Linked DNA regions of Homo sapiens: region 1 is linked to region 2. The links are chromatin contacts, found by Hi-C or POLR2A ChIA-PET in ENCODE. All regions are on one chromosome and are shown on one strand. Each heading gives the region's core, a stretch centred on a gene start or an enhancer-like site at or near the end of the contact. The rest is flanking DNA. Distances are from core to core; before and after follow the strand shown.

Region 1 (3,098 bases), core at 332-2,831, 200 kb after region 2:
CAGTGTCCTAAGAAATCTTTGACTAACTCAAGGTAACCAAGATTTTCTCCTTTTCCTTTTTTCTACATATTTTATCATTTTAGCACTTATGCTTAATTCTGTGAGCCATATGGAGTTAATTTTTTAAATATGGTGGCAAAGGTTCACATTTTTTTCATATGTATACCCATTTGTCCAATACCATTTATTGAAACAACTCTATTCCCCATTTAATAACCTTGACATCATTGTTGAAAATCAAACGGCTGTGTGGGTCTATTTTTGATTCTCTTCTATGTTTGTCCTTATGCAAACACCACATTGACTTAATTAGTGTAGCTTTTTACTAAATCTTAAAATCGAATGGTGAAAAACCTCTAACGTTTAGTATACTCTCCTAGAGTGTTCAAATTTGGAAATACTAGGAGGGGATATTTCTTTTTCCCAGAAAAGGACTCTGAACACTTGTACATATTCTGGAAGCATCCTTTGCTTCCTGCAGTAATTTATATCTGTTACTACTAAGCTTTAAGTATTCCAAGAGTTCATTATAAGTTCTTGCTTTCATGTGCTCTTGCAAATGAACCCCTTAAACAGATCACTTCACGTCCATGATGTGTGTAATTCGTCATGGAAGTCACTAATCCCAGATCTCCATGGAAGGCAAGTGGTAGCATTATTGAACAGCTCGACTTTTCTGACTGTCAAATTATCTTGCTCACCCATGGTTTCCTGATGCTTGGAACTCTGGCTTCTCACCTCAGAGGCTTTGTAAACAAAACAGTTTGTATAGGTTGCATTTGAAATGCAAAAAGCTTACTTTTTAAGTGTTGGGAATTCCAGGGAACATAAAATCACTTTCACCAATTCAATCTATAAAAATGAGAAATCAAGAACGTTAGTCATGCAAACTATAAAGTCACAAATCAAGGAGATTTCTGCTGAAGACAGAGCTTTATCCTTGTTTTTTGGATGCAGGGACCCTCCTTTCTATCACCAAAGGAATATTTTGGACAGAAACAGTTCATTTGCTAGGGTATTTTCAAATTGGAAGAAGTGTGCCTTATATCACACTTACCAGTCTATATTGTCCAATCTATCATTTTCTCTCCCCAAACTAGAAAAGGGCAAAATGTGATAAATATGAGTTTAATGGTGAGTAACAAGTATCTTTGCATAATAACAGCTCATTTGTTATCAATATTATTGAAGGAATAGAACAAAGTATCAGCTTAAAAATTCAACCTTTTTAACAAAACGAATTAACACTTCCTTGTCTTGGTGATGGATAATGCTGAACATAATTTAATCTCACCTAGTAACTCAGGGACTACTGAGGGTATACTGTTGTTTGCCCCTGCATTAAATAGTCCCTAATTATTGTGCTTTTTACTTACTGTATTCACTTAATAACTCCCCTCCCCTGCTGTTGGTACGCCTTTTATTTTGCGATGAGCTAATGAGATTATTCAACAGCTCTGTTAGATATGAGATAATCGAAGCTTGCTGGAATTGTGAGAAAAGTAAGAGCACATGAGTTTTGTGTGAGGCCCAAAGGCTTCTTCTATGAGCTCATGATTTTTTCTCATTAAACATTCTGACATGGTTTGCCTTCTACATGACTCAGAAGTTCTTGGCTTTGTAGTAGATTGTCAAAGTTGCTGGAAATGACCAATCGTGTATGCATGTGTGTGTGTCCGGTGTGGTGTCTACGTGCTAAGTATGTGAGAAGTAAATACATGAATATATACACATAATATAAATTTTAAGTTCCACAAGAGCATTTCTATATGCCTGTATCTATATAAACTTTCAATAAATGTTTGAATTAATTAAAAACTGTATATATTTTGTATTTCTTGATTGGTGACCACCATAGCAACTTCAACAATTTTAGAATTCCTGCTGCCATGTGGGAAATGTGTAATGTCCACCCTGGAACAATGCCCCAATTCCTTTTGGAAGAGAAAGGTATTCTGATAGCATTGTTATGACTACCATCCACACTTGTTTTGGGGGTTAAACTTCCAGGCAGCCAGCTTTATGCAGAAGGGTGATTCACTGTTTCTGTGTCCACTCAGCTCAAAGCCCCTCTGGGACTGGAACACCTTTAGTCTAATTTTCTCAAAAAAAAAAAAAAAAAGAGCATATTTGCCACTTTCCACTTAATAAAATGCCATGTAGAATATTGATATCAAAAGGCAGTTGCAATATCAAGATTTTCATACTTCTATCGGATTAAGAGGGAGTACATTCTTTTGCTGCTAATGCTATTGACAGTCACAAAGATAAAGGGGAATTTAATGGCTTAAGAGCAATTAACTATATTTCCTTCCTGGAATCAATCAGTAAAACACAGCACATCTGAGAATAGAGAAAGGAATATTGGATCCAAATCCCGAAGATCTCATCTGAGATAAATTTAAAAATTAGGACTAATAACACTGGACTATATCTACCATGAGGTAAGATATTTGCTTTGACAAAGCTTTGCTTCAAAAATTTTTTCATCCTCTTTAATCATGTTGGAGGTCTACATCAATAAAGGATCAGTTACTTCTAATGGTATCTGTAAATTTATCATTTTTAATAATTATTAGACTGGTTTTTGCATTCACATTCTTTTAAAAATAATTGTAATATACCTTAATGCTTAAAATGACCAGTTCTCCAAATTGTTTGAAGTTGATTTTGAACCAACTTACGTTACTCATTGACAGCAAGTTGTACCAGTAGCACGTGAATACTTAGATCATACTATAAATCCCAATATAAAGATTAGAGGTAGGGAGAACACAGAAGAATAACAGAATCTTGTGAAAGCCTCTGTGCAAAACTTCTGACTATCTCTTTGTATGCTCAGAGGATCTGATCTGGCACTCAATAGCACAAATCTACATGCCCTTCTAATCAAGATAATCCTGAGATTATGACATCTGTTGGGGCTCAAACTCAAGATTAAGTGTCCACCCTGCAGGTTGGAAAGACACGATGAAGAGTTAACCTTATGATATGGAAATGCTAATGTGACATGAATCTTTGTAAAACTGTAACAAGCCTTCTCACTGTAGAGCTATAGCTTTTCTAAGCATTGCACAACTGACCCAAACTGTATTCAT
Region 2 (3,294 bases), core at 538-3,037:
TAGACACCTCATATGGTATTTTTCTTCTTTATGTTTAGTGATAGTTAAGTAGAACTCCTGCTATTGCTCAATACACAGAACACTCATTAAATCAGCAGATGAGTAAAATGCAAAGTGAACCAAAATGCCAGTTACTGTGTTGCTGCGGGGCAGCATCAGAAGCCTGCAGTCTGAAGCATATGCTCCCAATTCTCAGATTTCTATAGCAGCATCTGAGAGAACACACAAGAAAAGAGGGAGGTTTCTTTGCTTTTGCCTATATTGGCCAGTATTCTCACATTTAGAATGCTTGATACCATAAGGTATAGTCGGCCAAATAGTTTGGTAGAAATGTTACAGACAGATCTGAAACAAATGATTCACTTAAAGTGCCTTCTATAAAGTAAATGCTGCTTAAATAATTCACTATTAATTGGACAGGTATTCTGCCTAGTAAAAACTGTGTTTGTATATTCTGTTTATCTATCTTCTTGCATTATTTGCTATTTATTTAAATCATCAATGGAGTTAAATCCAATGTGCAATTTTCCAATGTCCTGAGCCCTTCTGAAAATTGTATGCTTTGGAATGAAATTCTTCATGTGATTTCTCAAGTATTTTGAGGTAGGGTGGTTAGATGAACAACCAGAACATAACCCATTTTCAGCTGGGAGGATAGTCAAATAAACAAAAATATGTTTCTGAATGAAAGATATTCAAAGGAATACATATTACTGCATATTTTCAGTATGATTATGTAACAAGACTCCATTTCAAAGCTAACTTTTTGTTTGGATTACATGTGCAAAAAGGTCAGGGCTATGTTTTCTGTAGGAATTTTTACTTTTGCTTATTTGGAAGCAGTTAAAGGGCCAGAAATCCTGGCTATTTAGAGGCCTCTGTAAAGATGAAAACACATAAACACATTTAACAATAAATATTTGTATTTTAAATATAGGCATATTTTTGCTATACTATAGCTATTTCCTTCACTGCAAACCACTGGTTTAAGATTTCCTTTAATAATGAAGATATATTTCTAAAGAAATATATCTAGATAATCTATAAAATGGTTTTTAAATTGTTTCATAAATTGTAAAACAAATTGGCTGTCAACATGGAGAAACTCTCAATAGCCCAGGAAAACTCAGGCTTAAAAAGTTTCAAGGTTTCCTGGAACTTTCAATGTTTTCTGAAAATTTTCATCTCCAAATGTGCTCAATGTTAATAATTTTAGAGTCTAAAAATTGTGGCTGATCCTAAATATAAAACTAATTGACAACGACAATCTGGTTTCACTCATGGTAGACCTATTCTGGACCATTCAGAAAGTGATGAGGGACCCAAGGGGCAGATCCACAATTACCTTCCCTTACTTGGCCTTACTGGTCACTAAGCCTTTCCTAAAACCAAAGCTGCAAACAGTGCAACTGAAGTTTGAACTCCATTTCCTTCCACTCCTGCCCTACTTATTAGGTTGCACAGAAACAATAAAAGACCAAATGAGTTATAGCAGGACTGCTCTTACTTGAGAGGTAAGGGTATATTTATTTATAGTCCAGGGTCAAAGCTACTTCCTTAGATTGTGACCATCTTAAGAACAAAAAGTATCTAATCCAGTGTGAAATATAATGGTTCATACCTAGTACCATTAACTAATTAAAAACAGAAAGGAAAGACTGCAAATTTTTGATGATGAAGAAACCAAAGGTTCCCTGAAACTCTCAGTTTGAACCAAGGTCATTCGATATCATTAGCCAGAGTGTGGCTGAAAAGAGAAACCAGGAAGTGCTGAGTCATCGTGAGCATATGCAACATCCTCGTCAGCACTTCTGGTGCCAGATTCAAAGGTATGCGTACTTCCTTTGACCTGCTACTCTTCCATCCTTTTCTCAGTAACGCAGGGTAGGTCATGGAAAGCTAACTGCCACCAAGTTGAGAAGCAGCATGAACCCTAACAAATAACACTACTTAACACTGTCAATTCTATATGCTGGTCTCTAGATATGGCTATGAAAATAGATTGTTTGAAAATATATATGCGTGTGTATGTGTGTGTATATGTATATCATTTACTATCTGTCAGAATTAAGCCATTATACCTCTAGTTTCCAGTAAGTCAAGATAGCTTCCTCTTCAAATAAACAGCATGCCTTTGTCAGCATGCAGTTTATGTGCATTTAATTTGCCAAGCAGGTCTTACTAAAACAGTCAAATCCAAATGACCTTTGCATGACTGAAACACTTGTAGTATTAGGTAGAAAAACTATATAATAGGGGAAATAACACCCTGGAGTCAAAAGGCTTGTGGTCTAGTCCTGACTCTGCCAGCAGACAGTTGACCTTGAGCAAGTCATTTACGTTGTCTGTTTCTTTATCTGCAAGACGGGAATAACAATCCTCCCCCAGTCTCCCTCACTGCTGCTGTGAACGTAATTATATTAACAGCACTTAAGAAGTAGACAACTGTCATGACGAAAAGAAGTGATGAATTCATTACATATTTTTTAAAAAACAAAACTTCAGTCTCAGGCTAGCTTCTATGCATTTTATTAGAAACATACAATAATTTTACTGGATTTGAATGTTTAAGTTGTCACCCAGGTTGGAAGTGACATAAGAAGATAAACAGTAATAGTAAGTAGATGGGCAGAATTCAATAGTAAAGGGCTATATAAATATACTTCAAAAAAAGCAATTATAGGCCGGGTGCAGTGGCTCACGCCTGTAATCCCAGCACTTTGGGAGGCTGAGGTGGGCGGATCACGAGGTCAAGAGATTGAGACCATCCTAGCCAACATGGCGAAACCCCATCTAAAAATACAACAATTAGCTGGGCATGGTGGTGCGTGCCTGTAGTCCCAGCTACTCAGGAGGGTGAGGCAGGAGAATTGCTTGAACCCAGGAGGCGGAGGTTGCAGTGAGCCGAGATCGCGCCCGGTGACAGAATGAGAACCCCCCCAGCGCCAAAGAAAAAAAAAGGCAATTATATAGGAGAAATATCAAAATAATACTTTATTGAGAGAAAGAAAATTTGAAGTAACATAAATAATCAGTACCCAGCATTTTCTCATAGAATTTCCACAGGTCTCCAGCATTGCTTTCTGCAGTATTTTACTCATTGGACATTCTTCAGCTATATAAATAAGCATTGTGAACGAGCCTGGGATTCAACTACAGTTATAATGTTGTATCTACTAGAAATCCTGAGTGCTCAAACCCCAATGTAGCAGGGTACTTTAGGCAAACATCGTTTTAGTCCCTTCACCATCCTTGTACACTGAGACACGTGGCTGAAAATATTTACGCCCTCCT

Evidence for each region. A loop is a pair of places that touch in the nucleus more often than their neighbours do. ChIA-PET counts read pairs that join two places held with the same protein, here RNA polymerase II (POLR2A).
Region 1: a loop to region 2 is called in a map of endothelial cell of umbilical vein, with 10 times the contacts of the local background. The contact joins two enhancer-like sites. A Hi-C loop is called at or near these places in 2 of 168 maps with a recorded cell type or tissue (endothelial cell of umbilical vein and vagina). POLR2A ChIA-PET finds 5 or more read pairs at or near these places in 1 of 52 experiments (IMR-90).

Annotation. Positions count from the first base shown.
Region 1 is chr7:93,010,115-93,013,212 of GRCh38, forward strand. No RefSeq gene overlaps it. Among named protein-coding and RNA genes, the nearest start is that of SAMD9, 110 kb to the right of the region's middle. Within about 2 kb of position 1,582, at least 4 of the 41 ENCODE cell types and tissues checked have a DNase peak (open chromatin) inside an H3K27ac peak, as active enhancers do; they include IMR-90 and endothelial cell of umbilical vein, where a contact is called at or near this core.
Region 2 is chr7:92,808,109-92,811,402 of GRCh38, forward strand. The region is part of intron 2 of CDK6 (cyclin dependent kinase 6); the gene reads right to left. Among named protein-coding and RNA genes, the nearest start is that of CDK6-AS1, 27 kb to the right of the region's middle. RefSeq lists enhancers at 1,274-2,473, 1,462-1,511, 1,702-1,846, 1,962-2,071 and a cis regulatory region at 1,769-1,779. Within about 2 kb of position 1,788, at least 28 of the 41 ENCODE cell types and tissues checked have a DNase peak (open chromatin) inside an H3K27ac peak, as active enhancers do; they include IMR-90 and endothelial cell of umbilical vein, where a contact is called at or near this core.